2 separate regions of the Homo sapiens genome follow, and region 2 is linked to region 1. Evidence: chromatin loops called from intact Hi-C (ENCODE). Cell type or tissue: prostate gland. All regions are shown on one strand. Links, peaks and the distances in the headings refer to the core of each region. The heading gives the core; the rest is flanking DNA.

The links. Hi-C counts contacts between places; a loop is a spot of excess contacts. Peaks named below come from ENCODE experiments on the same cell type or tissue, not always from the same donor. Only the 100,000 strongest peaks of a DNase experiment are listed, where the experiment ranks them.
Region 2: it touches region 1 in a loop (6-fold over the local background); 89 of 110 quality-filtered maps call a loop at or near these places.

The regions. Positions count from the first base shown.
Region 1 is chr2:109,717,555-109,725,892 of GRCh38, forward strand. It overlaps LOC107985774 (a long non-coding RNA gene), which reads left to right and starts at 1,957. Exons shown (of 2, transcript XR_001739114.1): 1 at 1,957-1,995; 2 at 2,371-2,562. It also overlaps a transcript of RANBP2 not described here. In prostate gland, for the core only: no CTCF peak of the experiment used is centred there; DNase peaks (open chromatin) are centred at 2,517, 3,077, 3,757 and 4,727; H3K27ac peaks cover 3,417 bases.
Region 2 is chr2:109,541,344-109,549,681 of GRCh38, forward strand. SEPTIN10 (septin 10) reads right to left here. Exons shown (of 11, transcript NM_144710.5): 10 at 4,707-4,894; 11 at 1,456-2,981. The coding sequence ends at 2,966. It also overlaps a transcript of RANBP2 not described here. Among named protein-coding and RNA genes, the nearest start is that of SEPTIN10, 68 kb to the right of the region's middle. In prostate gland, for the core only: CTCF peaks have their summits at 4,939 and 6,071; DNase peaks (open chromatin) are centred at 4,938 and 7,108; H3K27ac peaks cover 1,455 bases.

The DNA.
Region 1 (8,338 bases), core at 12-8,011:
CTGGGCAACAAGAGCAAAACTCCATCTCAAAAAACAAAAACAACAAAACAACAACAACAACAACAAAACAGTTCCTAGGCCAGGCACAGTGGCTCACACCTGTAATCTCAGCATTTTGGGAGTCCAAGGCGGGTAGATCAATTGAGGCCAGGAGTTCAAGACCAGCTTGGCCAACATGGTGAAACCCCATCTCTACTTAAAATACAAAAATTAGCTGGGTGTGGTAGCAGGTGCCTGTAGTCCCAGCTTCTCAGGAGGCTGAGGCAGGAGAATCGCTTGAACCCGGGAGGCAGAGGTTGCAGTGAGCCGAGATCACACCATTGCACTCCAGCCTGGGCAACAGAGTAAAAGTCTGTCTCAAGAAAACAAAAACAAAAACACAAAACCATTTCCATTTGTGATAACATTAAAAGGAATAAATTACCTAAACATAAATTTAACAAAATGAGCAAAACTTATACTTTGAGAACTGCAAAACTGACAGAAATTTAAAAAGATCAAAAAAAGTGGAAAATAATAGGCATTGGCAGGAATGCAGAGAAACTGGAACCCTCACATATTGCTGGTGGAAATGTAAAATGATGCGGCCACTTTGGAAGAGAGTCTGGTGGTTCCTCAAATAATTAAACAGAGTTACAATCTGGCCCAGCACTTCTCTGAAGGTATGAACCCAAGAGACATAAAAGCATATGACCACCTAAAAATTTGTACACAAATGTTTATAGTAGCATTTTCCATAATAACCAACAAGTGGAAATAACCTGTCCATCAACTGATGAATGGATAAAGAAAATGTGGTATATCCATACAATGGCGTATTACTCAGCCATAAAAAGGAATGAAGTACTAATACATGCTACAACATGGATGAACTTAGAAACATTATGTGAAGTGAAAGAAGCCAGTCACAAAAGACCATATATTATAGGATTACATTTATACAAAAGTCCAGAATAGGCAAATCTGTAGAGTAGATTTGTAGTTGCTCAGGGTTGGGAATGGGAGGTAGAGAGATGGATCAAGGTACAGGAGGATGACAGCTAACAAGTACCAGGTTTCTTTTTGAAGTGGTGAAACCATTCCAACATTGACTATGGTGACTGTTGCCACATCAACCCTGTGACTTAAAAACAATTTAATTACGGCCAGGCGCAGTGGCTCACGCCTGTAATCTCAGCACTTTGGGAGGTCGAGGCAGGCAGATCATGAGGTCAGGAGATCAAGACCATCCTGGCCAACATGGTGAGGAGATTGAGACCATCCTGGCCAACATGGTGAAACCCCGTCTCTACTAAAAGTACAAAAATTAGCTTGGCATGGTGGCACATGCCTGTAATCCCAGCTACTCGTGAGGCTGAGGCAGGAGAATTGCTTGAACCAGGGAGTCAGAGGTTGCAGTGAGCTGAGATTGTGCCACTGCATTCCAGCCTGGCAACAGAGTGAGACTCCATCTAAAAAAAAAAAAAAAAAAAAAGAAACAAAAACAAAAAGCAATTTAATTACATGCCTGAGTGGGTAAATTGTGTTGTATGTGAATTATATCTTTTTTTTTTTTTTTTGAGATGGAGTTTTCCTGTTGTTGCCCAGGCTGGAGTGCAATGGCATGATCTGGGCTCACCGCAACCTCCGCCTCCCAGGTTCAAGTGATTCTCCTGCCTCAGCCTCCTGAGTAGCTGGGATTACAGGCATGCACCACCACACCCGGCTAATTTTTTTTGTATTTTTAGTAGAGATGGGGTTTCTTCATGTTGATCAGGCTGGTCTCAAACTCCCAGCCTCAGATGATCCTCCCACCTTGGCCTCCCAAAGTGCTGGGATTACAGGTGTGAGCCACCGCACCTGGCTGTGATATATCTTTTTTTTTTTTTTTTGAGGTGGAATCTTGCTCTGTCGCCAGGCTGGAGTGCAATGGTGGGATCCCCGCTCACTGCAACCTCTGGCTCCCCGGTTCAAGCAATTCTCCTGCCTCAGCCTCCTGAGCAACTGGGACTACAGGTGTGCGCCACTACACCCAGCTTATTTTTGTATTTTTAGTAGAGATGGGGTTTCACCGTGTTGGCCAGGATGGTCTCGATCTCTTGATCTCGTGATCCGCTAGCCTCGGCCTCCCAAAGTACTGGGATGACAGGTGCTAGCCACCACGCCTGGCCCATGAATTATATCTTAATAAAGCCGTTAAAAAAATTGGAAGGACTGGGGAGAGTCCATAGATACCTTAGATCAACAAGGGGTCTGCTTAGAAGGCCTTTTCATAAGCATCGACCAAGATGATTCCTCTGGGCATCATGAATTTCCAGGCTTGGCCACAGTGATGATTATTCTTTAAGCAAAAATTCATTTATTTCTCTTCCTTGACCAACATTTATGTAGATTGAAATTTGATGTCAAGCCTCAAGCTGGGAGTAACAGGAGGAAGTGAGCCTCTGGAAACTGCTGTTCTACCGAGGACTCGTGATCGGCTGCACCTGGCTAGATTCTGGACTATCACTGCCCTTACCAGCCAGCTTCGGCCAGCTAAAGTCAGCTGCTCTTTGTGGTTGACATAAATTTCATTTGACATTTCTACTGACTTCAGAAACTTTTGCCAATAGAACATGTGATGGGGAGACCAGTATGAAATACTGAACCTCCTCCTGCACGCCTCCACGCCCTTGTGTAACCTTCTGATCATTATATATATATACACACACATATATATCAATCTTTATACACACACACATACACTCACACACACACACACATATATATATATACAGTCCCTTCAGTGACACAGCATCACCGTGACAGCCACTATAGCAGCACTTGCAACCTATCAGTGGTTCTTAATTCTGGCTACATCTTAGAATCACCTAAGGAGCTTTAAAAAAAATGGCAACGTGTGGGCTCCATCCCAGACAAATTGAAACCAAATCTCTTTCACAGGTAAGACCTGAGTATCAGAGCCTTTTAAAAGCCCTAGAGGTGATTCTTATGCACCATGTGGGGCTGAGAATCACTGTTACCAGGCAGGCAGTGAGGTAATGCAGTTCCCCTACTGAAGTGCAGGTCTGTAAGAACTTGGTGTGCCAAATGTAAATTCTCAAGGCAGGGATCCAGGCACTAAATAATGCCATCATTGTTTACAGTTCTGATGGGACCTAATCCATCATTTCATCCAATCTCCTTAGTTTTCACATGTGTAAATAACTCCAAAGATGTGAGTTGCCAAGGTTACCTGATTTGCTCTTCTCCCCAGAAGATCTGAGAGCCCCTTCAGGCTGGGACCTCACAGCAGGGCACTGCTTTCTGGCAAAAGCCCTCCCTCTCCTGATTGTCACTGGCCCAGCTTCAGGGGAAGGCGGCCCTTCTAGCACAATGCCAGATGTGGGCACCTTTCTAGCTAGGCCTCTCCTCACCCAGCTCAGCAGCCTTGCTCACCTGAGATGAATGCCTATCAAGTCACAGATGCCACCAAGAGGGCTGGTGCAGCATCACTAAGATCACACAGAATGTGCCGCTGTGATCAGGATGTGAGCTGCCCCAAAACAAGATGGGGCAACTGCATTTCTGGAACTGCCAGAAATATTAATTCATATCATTACTACAAGTTCCTTCTTGAAGACTTCTGAGTAGACACTGGTTAGTATTTACAAGGACATTAAAAACCTCCCTCGGAACACGAACTTTCTTTTGTGTACACGCTGCGGCTTTCTTCCTTTGCACCCTCTCCCAAGGAAGCAAAGCCAGACATGTTTCCTCAGCAGCTAAATGCTGTTATACCAGAAATTCCACACTGCGCCACAGGCTGATGGAACACAGGACGTGTGATTTGTTTCCAAAGTGGCAGACTCATAAAAGCTAAGCCTGTGCAGAAACACGCTGGGCATGCATAAAAAATAATGAGATCAGGGATGCCTCCGCAGGCAGGTATCAGAGCAGAGACAGAATCAGAATTGCTGTGCTGGAATTCGCTCAGAAGGTGCCTTTTACTAGTCCATTTAAGGCCCAAAGATAAAAAAAACAGCATTGATCTCCAAGGCCGCACAGCTAGAGGCAGAAGCAGGATGAGGCCATCAGAAAGGGTGGTGGCTGTTTCGGTCTTCCAATTCAGTGTTTTCCTCACAAATATCAATCCACCGCTTTTTAACTTTCCCATTTCTTTCAGTATTTTATTTTATATATGAATATGTTACCCTCAGCCCTAGGTGCTGGAGGCCCGCTAGTGTCTGCCAGTCAGAGGGAACACCATAGCCCCATGGGTGCAGCTGGCAAGGTGGCCCTACAACGAGGGGTCTCCTGAGCGAGCAGCCACCTTGCCCCAATTCCCACCAGCCTGCCCGTGGGCCACGCCTCTCTAGGTGGGCTCTGGGTGGTCTCCACGGAGCCCACTTGTCCTCAAGAATCCTGTGCAGCCAGCTGGCTCATTTAGGGATTTAGGCAACACATTTGCTTCAGTGGGAACACAAGGAAGTCCTATTTTCAAAGTCAAATAGCCTACAGAGCTTTAGTGAGGCATGTGTGTGTGTATGTGGAGTGGGGTGGAGAGGAGGATGGCAGGCTAAGAGGCCATCCAGGTTAAAATCGATTTTAGAGTTGGCTGAGCTGAGAAGGTTGCAACCATCCTGTCAGCACCAGGTCCTGGGGCCCTGCGGACTTGTTTGTCGGCATCCTGGAGCATAGCCCAGAGAACTTGTTGAAGAGCATCTTGATGCTGCTTGCAGGACACCTCCCCTTTCATAGAGGAGTTAATCTACACTAAGACCTGCTGGCCACAGGCCAGACACGGAAAGAGGCAGAGCCTGGCACTGCTCCGGCTCAGTGTGAACATGCTCATAGCTGGAAGGGAGGGTTCATAGCCCACAGCTCTCTAGTGTTTGTCAAACCCTCTCCCATCTCTGTACTGTTCCCAAGGATAGCACATTCCCCATTGGTCCTTCTCTTTTGTTTCAATTTTTATTTCAAGATCCAAGTTACATGTGCAGGATGTGCAGGTTTGTTACATAGATAAACGTGTGCCATGGTGGTTTGCTGCAGAGATCAACCCATCACCTAGGTGTTAAGCCCAGCATCCATTAGCCATTCTTCTGATGCTCTCCCTTCCCTCACCCTCCCCACGACAGGCCTCAATGTGTGTTGTTCCCCACCATGTGTCCTTCTGTTTTCATTGTTCAGCTCCCACTTATAAGTGAGAACATGTGTTTTGTTTTCTGTTCCTGCATTAGTTTGCTGAAGATAATGGCTTCCAAATCCATCTATGTCCCTGCAAAGGACATGATCTTGTTCCTTTTTATGGCTGCATAGTACTCCATGGTGTATATGTACCACATTTTCTATCATTGATGGGTATTTGGGTTGATTCCATGTCTTTGCTATTGTGAATAGTGCTGTAGTGAACATACAGTCATGTATCTTTATAATGGAATGATTTATATTCCATTGCGTCTATACCCAGTAATGGGATTGCTGGTTCATACGGTATTTCTGCTTCTAGATCTTTGAGGAATCATCACACTGTCTTCTCCAATGTTTGAATTAATTTACACTCCCACTAACAGTTTAAAAGTGTTCTTTCTCCACAACCTCACCAGCATCTGTTGTTATTATTGGCATTCTTTTTTTTCTTTTTCTACTTTTTTGAGACAGAATCTCACTCTGTCACCCAGGCTGGAGTGCAGTGGTATGATCTTGGCTCACTGCAATCTCTGCCTCCTGGGTTCAAGCTGTTCTACTGCCTCAGCCTCCTGAGTGGCTGGGACTACAGGTGTGTGCCACACGCCCGGCTAATTTTTGTGTTTTTAGTAGAGACGTTTCACCCTATGTTGGCCAGGCTGGTCTCAAACTCCTGACCTCAAGTGATCCACCAGCTTTGGCCCCCCAAAGTGCTGGGATTACAGGTATGAGCTACCACACCTGGCCAATAATTGCCATTCTGACTGGAATAAGATGGTATCTCATTGTGGTTTCAATTTACATTTCTATAATGATCAGTGATGTTGAGCTTTTTTTCATATATTTGTTGGCTGCATGAATGTCTTCTTTTGAGAAGTATCTGTTTATATCCTTTGCCTACTTTTTAATGGGGTTTTTTTTCCTGTAAATTTGTTTAAGTTCCCTGTAGACTCTGGACATTAGACCTTTGTCAGATGGATAGACTGCAAAACTTTTCTCCCATTCTGTATAGGTTGTCTGTTCACTCTGCTAATAGTTTCTTTTACTGTGTAGAAGCTCTTTAGTTTAATTAGATCCCATTTGTCAATTTTTGCTTTTGTTGCAATTGCTTTTGGCGTTTTCATTATGAAATCTTTGCCCATGCCTATGCCCTGAATGGTATTGCCTAGATTTTCTTCTAGCATTTTTATAGTTTTGGGTTTTACATTTAAGTCTTTAATCCATCTTGTGTTAATTTTTGTGTAAGGTGTAACAAAGGGGCCCAGTTTCAATTTTCTGCTTATGGCTAGCTGGTTTTCCCAGCACCATTTATTAACTAGGGAATCCTTCCCCCATTGCTTGTTTTTGTCAGGTTTGTCAAAGATCAGATGGTTGTAGGTGTGCAGTCTTATTTCTGAGTTCTCTATTTTGTTCCATTGGTCTATGTGTCTGTTTTTGTACCAGCACCATGCTGTTTTGGTTACTATAGCCTTGTAGTATAGTTCGAAGTCAGGTAGCATGATGCCTCCAGCTTTGTTCTTTTTGCTTAGGATTGTCTTGGCTTCTCAGGCTCCTTTTTGGTTCCATATGAATCTTAAAATATATTTTTCTAATTCTGTGAAGAATGTCAATGGTAGTTTAATGGGAATAGCATTGCATCTATAAATTACTTTGGGCAGCATGGCCATTTTCACGATATTGATTTTTCCTACCTATGAGCATGGAATGTTTTTCCATTTGTTTGTGTTCTCTCTGATTTCCTTGAGCAGTGGTTCTTGAAGAGGTCCTTCACCTCCATCAATCCTTCTCTTATTGGACACAGTTATTTCAACATGGAAGGGGGACAGGTAGGTGGTGGGCACACTCCTCAGAACACTGTTGGAGTTGGCTGGGTCTTAGGTGAGTTTTAAAAGCCAAACCCCAAGGGTGCGCCTTGTACCCCACCACTGAGCTTACCCTGGGTCCTGCAGTGAGCTGGCAAGGCACCTGCAGTGAGATAAAACCTTGAAACTCAAATTGCCGGTTTTCTCGCCAGCTTTTGCACCCCTCCTCCCAGAAGCTTCAGGAAGCCAGCCTGCCTCCAGGGAAGTCAGGACTTTGTGGCAGGACTACAAAGATAACAGAAGAGGGAATGTATGGTCTTTACTTCTGAGACTCCAAAAGTAGGGAGGGCACGGAGGTATGCCAGGCCAGGGGCAGTCGGGTCTGGGCACCCTACCCCCAAAGGGGTTCTTGGACTAGGGTAAGCGAAAGCAGTGTTAGGCCTCCCCTTGGGGGAGGTGAGGCAAACCTGAGTCAAACAAGGTGGGAGAACAGGGTGATCAGAGGCTGCTGGCACCTTGGTGGCAGTGCTTACTCACTCATGGGCTCCCTCTGTAACTACTTGCTGAGTGGCCACCGTGTGCCAGGCTGCTCTAGATACTGGGGATTCTGCAGTGACAGAACAGACCAAAGCCCCTGCTCCCCTCAGAACACATCCCAGGTGGGAGGATGACAGTGAACACAGGGGTGACTTCGCCCTCCCCTCCCTCTTGGTTGTTCCTCACTTGCAGGAGGAGGTCCTCCCACCTGAGCCCAGATACCTCTTGGGGCCCAAGTGTACTCCTGGATGCCTGAGAGCTCCACATCCACTCCACAGGGTGAGGGTCTTGATGCCAGAAAGTGGAGGGGGTGGAAGAGAAGGAGCTAGTGCCTGGTCACGATGGCCTGGACAGGGGAGAAACCCATGGTGCTTGGGTATCAATAACCACCTTATCCAAATTGCACTTCACCATGGTGCCATGGACTTTCATTAGTGGGGAGATGAACTCCCTCCCTGTAGGCTGGCATTTCTTGCTGCTCTCATGCCATCCTGGGGCTCTGTGGGAAGTAGTGGTATTTTTAACTGGGACCATGTTCAGGACCTCTATCACCTCATTTTGTCAGTCTTCTTGCTGAGGACTCTCGGGAGAAAAGTCACTGTTACGGTGCCAGAAATGGTACTTTTTCTGAATGCTGCTTTGAGTTTCATATTTTTATACTGCAAGTTACAAAACTGAGGTTGTATCTTTTTTCTTTTTTTTCTTTTTTGAGACGGAGTCTTGCTCTGTCACCCAGGCTGGAGTGCAGTGGTGTGATCTTGGCTCACTGCAACCTCTGCCTCCCGGGTTCAAGTGACTCTCTTGTCTCAGCCTCCTGAGTAGCTAGGATGCCAGGCATGTGCCACCACACC
Region 2 (8,338 bases), core at 181-8,180, 180 kb before region 1:
TTTATCCATACAGCTACCATTTTCATTACTATACATTCCTTTCTACATCAGTATTGTTTAAACACTCCTTAGGTGAGTCTATTGTATCTCTAAAGGGTTGGCCTGCCCCGGCCCAGCTCCCCCTGCCTGCCAGTATCTCCTTCCCATAAACCCTGGAGAACACCTAACCTTGTGAGGCCAAGCCTTTCAATGGCTCCCACTGCCTGCCAGACGGGATTTATAAACTTTCCTGGGATTTATAAACCCATTCCTTAACTGCTTCTGAAACCTGGCCCTTACCGGAGCCCCACTCCTTGCTGGTACTCTGATGGTGCTCAGCTACCTTCCAGTGCACACAACATGCTGTGCCTTGTACTAGGAATGCCTCCTTCTTTCATACTCTGGATAAACTGCTCCAGTCCTTCAGGACCAGTCACTTCTTTGGACGGCTCCTTGTGATCTGTGAGAGGCAGACACCCTTTTGAGAGTGCCCTGCTCCAAACCTACTTGGTTGTCCAGCCTGCTCCGGCTGCTCCATGATGCATGGATGACCTGAGTCATGTGTGTGTCCCCATTTCCTGGCCCAATAGGAACACGGGGCTTACACTGAGTTCATCCACAATATAGTGATAATAATCCCTGTAATGCTTTTTCCTTGTGTTGCTTTGAAGTTCAAATCCTAGTCTATGTGAAAGGGCTTTAAAAGTCGGAGGGAGTACGTACCAGGATTAACGGCTGTTAGTTAGAGACAACTGTTTCATAAGCTTAATGGGAAAAATTTTTAACAAAACATGACTAGCTTTATTTTATTCCCAGGAGATTATGCCTCAGTGGATAATTCATTTTCTAATCTTGTGCCTGATGATAAATTAGCTTTGTAAGAAGAAGTCATTAAAAAATTTTTTCTTTGTTGTTCAACTCTTTTAAAATAAAATCTTACATGGAACCCAAATATATGAAATGAATTAAAAATTCACATTGCGGCTGAAGCAGGAGTGAGGCTTTCTCACAGCAGTCATCAGCAGTACAAAACGACCGCCCTGCTGTTAAGTCTAGAGAGTCTCAGGCAGGTTTATTACGTTCTTTTCAACCAGAAACTTGAATAACTGTTTACCATTCCAACAACCTATCTCACACTTCAAAGTACGTTCTTCAGAGTTAAGGAGAGCTGCTTTATAAACAGTATGGTCAAATATAGCCACATATGTAACAAACACTCCCGCAGTGTCATCGAGCCCATCTGTGAACAGTCTGCTCAGCTGGCACTAAGTACCGTGATGCTGGCCTGGCTCTGTACCTCAGGTCACCTACCCTCCAGGACTCCCTGCCTACCAGAACCTGGGTGTCACTGATCTTGCGAAGAAACTTCTGAGCTTGTTCTATGACATGTATAATTTAATTTACTGAAGTTTTAAAAGACTGAGAGACATCTGTGAATTTCAAATGCAAAAATAAAATTTAAAGTATACAGATAAATTGTGCTATGCAAGGTTTTATTTACAACTTAGATGACTCTATGATTGCTCAGAATCTGACACAGACTAATAAGTTTCATTGTCTGAAAATACTCATAAAATACCTCATCTCCAAAATAATTCAAATACATAATTAAATGAACGTTTTTAAAATGAGAGTTTTCAGAAAGGAAAATTAAACACATTTTAGTAAATATATGTTTTATTTGTCAAGAGTAAATGTCAGTTTTATTTAGAATATTCAAGTACAAAAAATGAAAATGTATATATCTATGACTGTTAAGAAATGTTAGAAATCATTAAAATGTTCTGAGAATACCAGTAAGGCACTGAATGCAAATACCACCTGAAATATGAATTATGTGCATTTTTATATCTTTAATATTCAGATGTTCATAGTTATTTTCTTAAAAAGTATTTTTAATAAAATGATTCAACCTTATTATTTTTACCCTGGAAGACAGAGTTTAAACAAGTATGTAATGAAAAGTTTTCCTAATGAAAGCTGTGATACACTCATGCTCAAAGGTACTTTATCCTTAGGAAAAAATAGCTTATATATCTGGATGTTTTAACTTTTAAAGATATTTTGTTTCACCACAGTAATACGTCAGCCATAATAAGGCATAATAAAGCATGAAGTCATCATATTAAATAATCTGACACAAAAGCTTAAGATCATATCACCAATTGGGTAATTGTATAAAAAATTTTTAAGTTCTATAAAACTATTAAGAGGTTAGAGTTTTAGCTCCATAATACATCCCAAAACATATTCCCCAAAATTTTTAGCATATATAAAAAAGGTTCATCTTGGAATATAAATGTAATCAGATAGCCACGATATTAATGGGTTCTGTATTTTCAGTGGCACTGACTTCGCTCTTTGGTATAATGCACTGCAGTGACAATAGCTTGGTAGCAAGAGAAAAGATTTAGATTCATCACAGAACAGCAACTTAAACATTTCTAACAACAGTGAATATATATGAATATATAGGTACAAGCTGAGTATCCCTTATCCAAAATGCTAGGGACCAGAAGTGTTTTGGATTTCAGGTTTGGAATATCTGCATATACACAACGGGACCCGACTCTAATTACATAATTCATGTTTCACATCCACCTTATACATATAGCCTGAAAGTAATTTATACAAAAATTTTGTGCAAGAAACAAAATCTGTTTAAACTGAACCATCAGAAAGCAAAGGTGTCGGGTGGGGAATTTTCCACTTGTGGGGTCAAGTCAGTGCTCAAAAAGATTCAGATTTTGAAGCTTCTGGATTTCAGATTTTTGAATTAGAGATGCTCAACTTGTAGTATCATTCACTCTGGCTTATGTATTGACCTTGTACTTGAAAGTACTTTTCCATAAATATCAGTAACTGTGGCTGTTCACCAAATATAGAAGTGATAAAACAAATAACAGCAAAATCAAAGCACACTTCTAGTTTTTTTTTAATAAAGTTTGCTTGTGATGATGACCTTCTGTGCTCTGGAACTTCTGTTTTACAAAAAATTGGAGCTGGAAAGAAAAAGAACCTTTTGATTGGTACAATTTAAAAAAAATTCAAGTAAAAATTAGCAAACATGCATCTAGTATATTATAGGATATCTGGCCATGGGACTTTGAAAAAGAAAAGAAAAAACCAAAAACACCAAACCATATTTTCTTGAAGATAAATTCTTCTAGAGAGCTCTCAAAAAATATGGGCTTGGTCCTGATTTTGCAAACAACAGCAGGGTTCTCAAGTGGAGCAGGGTGATAATTTTTACAAGGTAAATGTAAATTATCTTTCATATAGGGGAAAAAATGGGAAATCTAATTTTAGTAACACTGGGTTAAGATGAAAGGAAAAAAGGTATTAATAAAAGATCCATTAGCTTTAAAATCCAAAGCATGTTGAAAAGCAGTAATAAATTTATAGTTTATCTTTCTAAATTCAATGCTTGAATAAAATACAGCTTTTATACTATTTATTCTTTCAAAAATAATTGCATGCCTACTATGTACCAGACAACTGCTCTAGGCTCTGGGGATGGCTATATCAATGAACAAGATAAAGATCCATGCCCTTGGAGAGCTTGCATTGAAAGATCATACATGAGAATTCCTTCCTCTTTTCCAAAAAAACAAACAAACAAACAAAAATACCTGTAAAATATATAAGCCAATAAAATCTGCCAAAGTCCTGTGGTTTACTTCTCCATATTTAAAAATTGAAAGCCACCAATGGGCCAAGGTTATGTTTTCCTATTTTAAAGTTGAGTTGCAATATTCTGAAAATGGGTCTGAAATAGATGCAGTGAGAGCATTAAACCAGATGTGTTGCTCTGTGGGGAACATGGGAGCATGCAACGCTGCTAGCACAGAGGTAGCTAGAGTAAACTGAGGCAGAGTCCCCCAAATGAGCATTCTGAATAGAACAAGGCATGATGAATTTCCTCAAGAGCCAAATAGTTAAACCGACAGGGATACTTAAGTGGGAGAAATAAAACAAGGGACACAAAGTACAGAAGGAAATTATCAAAAAGGAAAAATAAACTTATTTTCTAAAACTTGGGTAACTGATTTTAACACATACCCCAAACCTACACGCCTTGCGATTATCATCCACATGCTACTCATGGCTGCCCCCTTGCACTGTGGCCCTCTCTACCTTTCTCTGCGTCTTTACGTCCACCATTGGTTTCACAAGCTCTGACATCAATGCACAGGAGTTCGAATCGACAGCCTGGTTCCCTTATTAAAATAAAAATTCTCACAAAATCAGTATCAGTAGAATTTGTTCTAAAAAACTGAACCTAAGAATTAATTCAATAAAATACTATCTTATGTCTATAATTCCCCAACAAAGGGCACAGCTTTATTTAGACATGAAATTCAAAATAACTCATGGTAGGTCAGCAGCCATTAGCTGTGTACTAGGGCCACGGCTGGGCTATTCAATAAGAGCAGCCATTTTCCCCCAGCTAACTGATCCTTTTCACACTGTGATGTATTTTTATTTTGTTCATTCATTCATTTTGGCAAATACTGAACACATAACATGTGCCAGGTGCTGTTCTGGATGCTGGGGAAACAGCAGTGAACAAGAGGGACAAGGTCTCTCCTCTCCAGGAGCTGACATTTAGTTGGAGAAGGAAGACAAAGCATAAGGAAGCAGAAGTAAGAAGCGCTAGGAAGATCCGACAGGGCAATGTGACAAGTGTGGGCAGGGCTGCCAGGGAGGGTGGCTGGGCCTCTTACTTCTTACGGTCCTTGTCCTTCCTCAGGTTGCTGCCTGTTGCCAGAAAGGACTGGCTGTGAAATATCTCGGAGGTAGCTTTCTTTTTAGAGAAAGCAATTATTTCTTCTTCCAAAAGTCTTCTCTTTTCTTCAAGCTTCATTCTCTCTTCTTGGTGAAGTCTCTTAAGGTGCTCAAATTTGGCCTGTAGCTGGAAACAAAAGTGCAATCCCCACTACTGACACAGCGCGGCAGCAGAGGCACGCTCTCCAGCTCAGCAACACAAAGGCGGACCCCATAGCGCAACACAGAATAACCTACACAGTCAAAATCTTTCTGAAGTCTCAGAAGTTCATAGTTCAAGGAAAAGTTTACATATGGAATTCCCTTGGTAACTTTAATTTAAATGAGTTCCCATGCAAAAATCATAGCTTTATGTACAAAACTATTTTTAAAACATTGTGAACTTTTCCTAGAGTTTTTATTTTCTCGGTGTGTATTTTCCCTACAAAACTTCTTAAAGTCTCTCAAGTCCATGCTCAATAAAAATAAGAGATGCAAAGTATAGAAAGAAATTACCAGAAAGGAAAAAAACAACAACACTATTTTCCAAATAAAATATATGCAGTAAACAGTTATTGAAAACTGTACTAGTAAACATCACTGGAAAGCAAGTGTCAATTGTCAACTATGTCAAGAATGTTAAAACTGTATTCTATTTTTCCATAGTCTTTCAATGTCCTGAGATCTAGGCTTAAAAAAATCCTAAATTCAGAGAAAGCTTTACATATAAAAATACTCATCATAGTAGAATTTACACTATAATAGGAAAAACATTGCCTACATAGCCAATAAAGATAAAGAATAAATTAATGCTAAATACATTTGATGCAGCTGTAGGAGAGCAGAATGTGCAGGACTGTTGAGCTGAGGGCAACTAAGAAGCAGCAGATACAGGAAAGCTCTCTGACCTCCCTTTAGGCGCCTAAAGGCAGGATACAGATGTACAAAGAAAAAAGGTATCCAGCCCCCTTCCCCAACCAGGGAGAACAAAGGTTAACCACCAAAGACAACTTCAGACCCTTTTGGGCCTGGAGACTGGTACCAGACAGCTCTACATTAACTAGCTTTACTGACTAGCCTTCATCTGCCAGCTATGTGCCTTCCTCCAAGTTGCTGCCTCTAGAGACTCCAAGTCCTTTTCCTTTGTCTTGTCATTTCTGTAAAAATTAACTGTTCTTTGTTGAAGATGCTATAGAAGGTAGAATGCAGTCGCCTCTTTGAGAACTACTCATTGACTGTATCACCCCTGTATATGTGAAATATACATGCTAATAAACTTGTTTTTTTTTTTTTTTTTTGGTTAATCTGAAAATAAGGGGTCATTCCAATAAGAACCTATAGGGGTTATTCTTCCCGTATACAACTGTTAAATGAGTTTCAAGAGATTTCTCTTAAGTGAAAAAAGCAGAAGAAAAAATTATTTAAAGAATACAATTCAGCAGTTTTTCACCTCCTTGGGGCTGAAAATCATCTTGATAAACCATATAAAGGGAGCAATGTCACCTTAGATGTCAATTTTGGGGCAGGCCTTTTAATTTATTTTGTTCCACAATTTAAGGAATGCCCTATATGGATCATAGAAGGCATATTTCTCAAAGCTATGAAGGGCATAAAACTCTGGAAACTTACAAATAAAAAGGAAGCTTTAAAACAACTGGGATATACCAAAAGAAAACATCTATCTAACGTTTTTACCATGATGGCTGGCACTGAGTAAGCACTCGATAAATATTAGCCATTGTTAATAACAAAAAATAGGAAACTCAGCTTGCTCCAGCTGCCACCCTGGGTAGTTCTTTCTGTGTCCTGTGCTCTGTTACAGGTGCAAAAGAGAAACCCTTAGCACACATGTGCTGGGGTAACTGTGGGAGCAACGTCTCCCTGAGGATTACTTAGGAGCTATGTCTTTTTCATTTTTATACCCCCAGCACAGCACACAATACTGCTCATAAAAGAATTCTAAAAGATGTAGAAGAACTAGTAATGAGAGGAAATACAGATGAAAGTTATGTGAAGTTCTGCATGCAGTTCAGAGAGACAAGGTCCAAGGAGAATGTAGGTGGACCTGGTTTAATTGTGGCTTACCTCAAAAAAAAAAAAAACTAGGGTCTTAAGCCAGCTCCATAGGAATCAGCTGTGTGCTGTGCCCTCTAACAACACAACCACAGTGTCTAGAATCTACATTTTAAAAGATAACCTTATTTTTGGTCCTCTGATCTGGTTAGGTAAATCTGACATTAACATTTTAGTTCTGGGTAGAAACCTGGCATTCATGCAAACAAAGCAGGACTTGGTGTCTAGAAAAAGACGACATAGCTGGGCGTGATGGCTCATTGAGGTTTACAGGCTCATTGGCTCACGGAGGTTTACACGCATGAGCCACAGCGCCTGGCTATGTTATCTTTTTCTAAGACACCAAGTTGTCTAGAAAGGGGGAGACGTTTGGGAGGCCGAGGTGGGTGGATTGCCTGAGCTCAGGAGTTCAAGACCAGCCTGGGCAACACGGGGAAACCCCGTCTCTACTAAAATACAAAAAATTAACCAGGTGTGGCAGTGTGCGCCTGTAGTCCCAGCTACTCGGGAGGCTGAGACAGGAGAATTGCCTGAAGCCGGGAGGCCGAGGTTGCAGTGAGCCGAGATAGCGCCATTGCACTCCAGCTTGGGCCACAGAGTTAGGCTCCATCTCAAAAAAAAAAAAAAAAAAAAAAAAAAAGACATAATATTTGAGGAAATATTTCACTGAAAATCAGAGACTGAGAGAAGAAACCAGAGAGCTAAACTCTGGTCTAATAAAACTGTTATGTTCCAAATATGGAATAGGTTGTCCTGTGAGCCAGTGACCACCTGATAGGAGAAGTATTCCAAGGGAAACAAGGTTAAAACAGATAATCGATTAAGGCCCTCCTAACATAAGATGCTTTTATTCCAGAGGATGCCTTTTCAGAGAAGCATCAGTTCCTTAGTATTTGCTTATTTAAATGGTTCCTGCTTTTAAAAAAGTTACATGTTAGGTATGTGTGTGTGTTTAAAGGGCACACTCCCCAGATGTCATTCAAATCGGTGGCACAAACAAAGAGTGGCAGTTCTCTGCACACGTGTGCATCGGTGATGTGGGAGAGGAGCAGGAGTGGGACAAAGTCTGGAAAGGAAGCAGCAAGGGCAGGTTTCTATCACATGACTAGAGATAGCTCTCTGGTTACTCAAATGGAGGTTGCATACCTCACATGAATATTAAAATATCTTGAAAGGTCACACAGCACTTTATACATCATTCATGAGGTTGACTAAAAAATTCCAGGAAAACTACAAAGAGGGAAACATTAAACAAGGGGGCAGGGAAGTGTGAATGTGACTGTTATTCACACTGGGTGGCATTTCCAGCTCTGGCTATCAACAACTATTCCATACACATGAAGCATGCATTCATGGTTCCATTATTCACTACGACAGGCAGTTAATTCAAATACATTTTCAAATTCTCAAAAAATTAAAAACAAGGGATCTTTTGTGCTATCAATAGTCACCAATTCTCTTAAGAATATTAAGTCATCAGTATGGTACGATAGTCCCCCCTTTTCCACGGGGGATACAT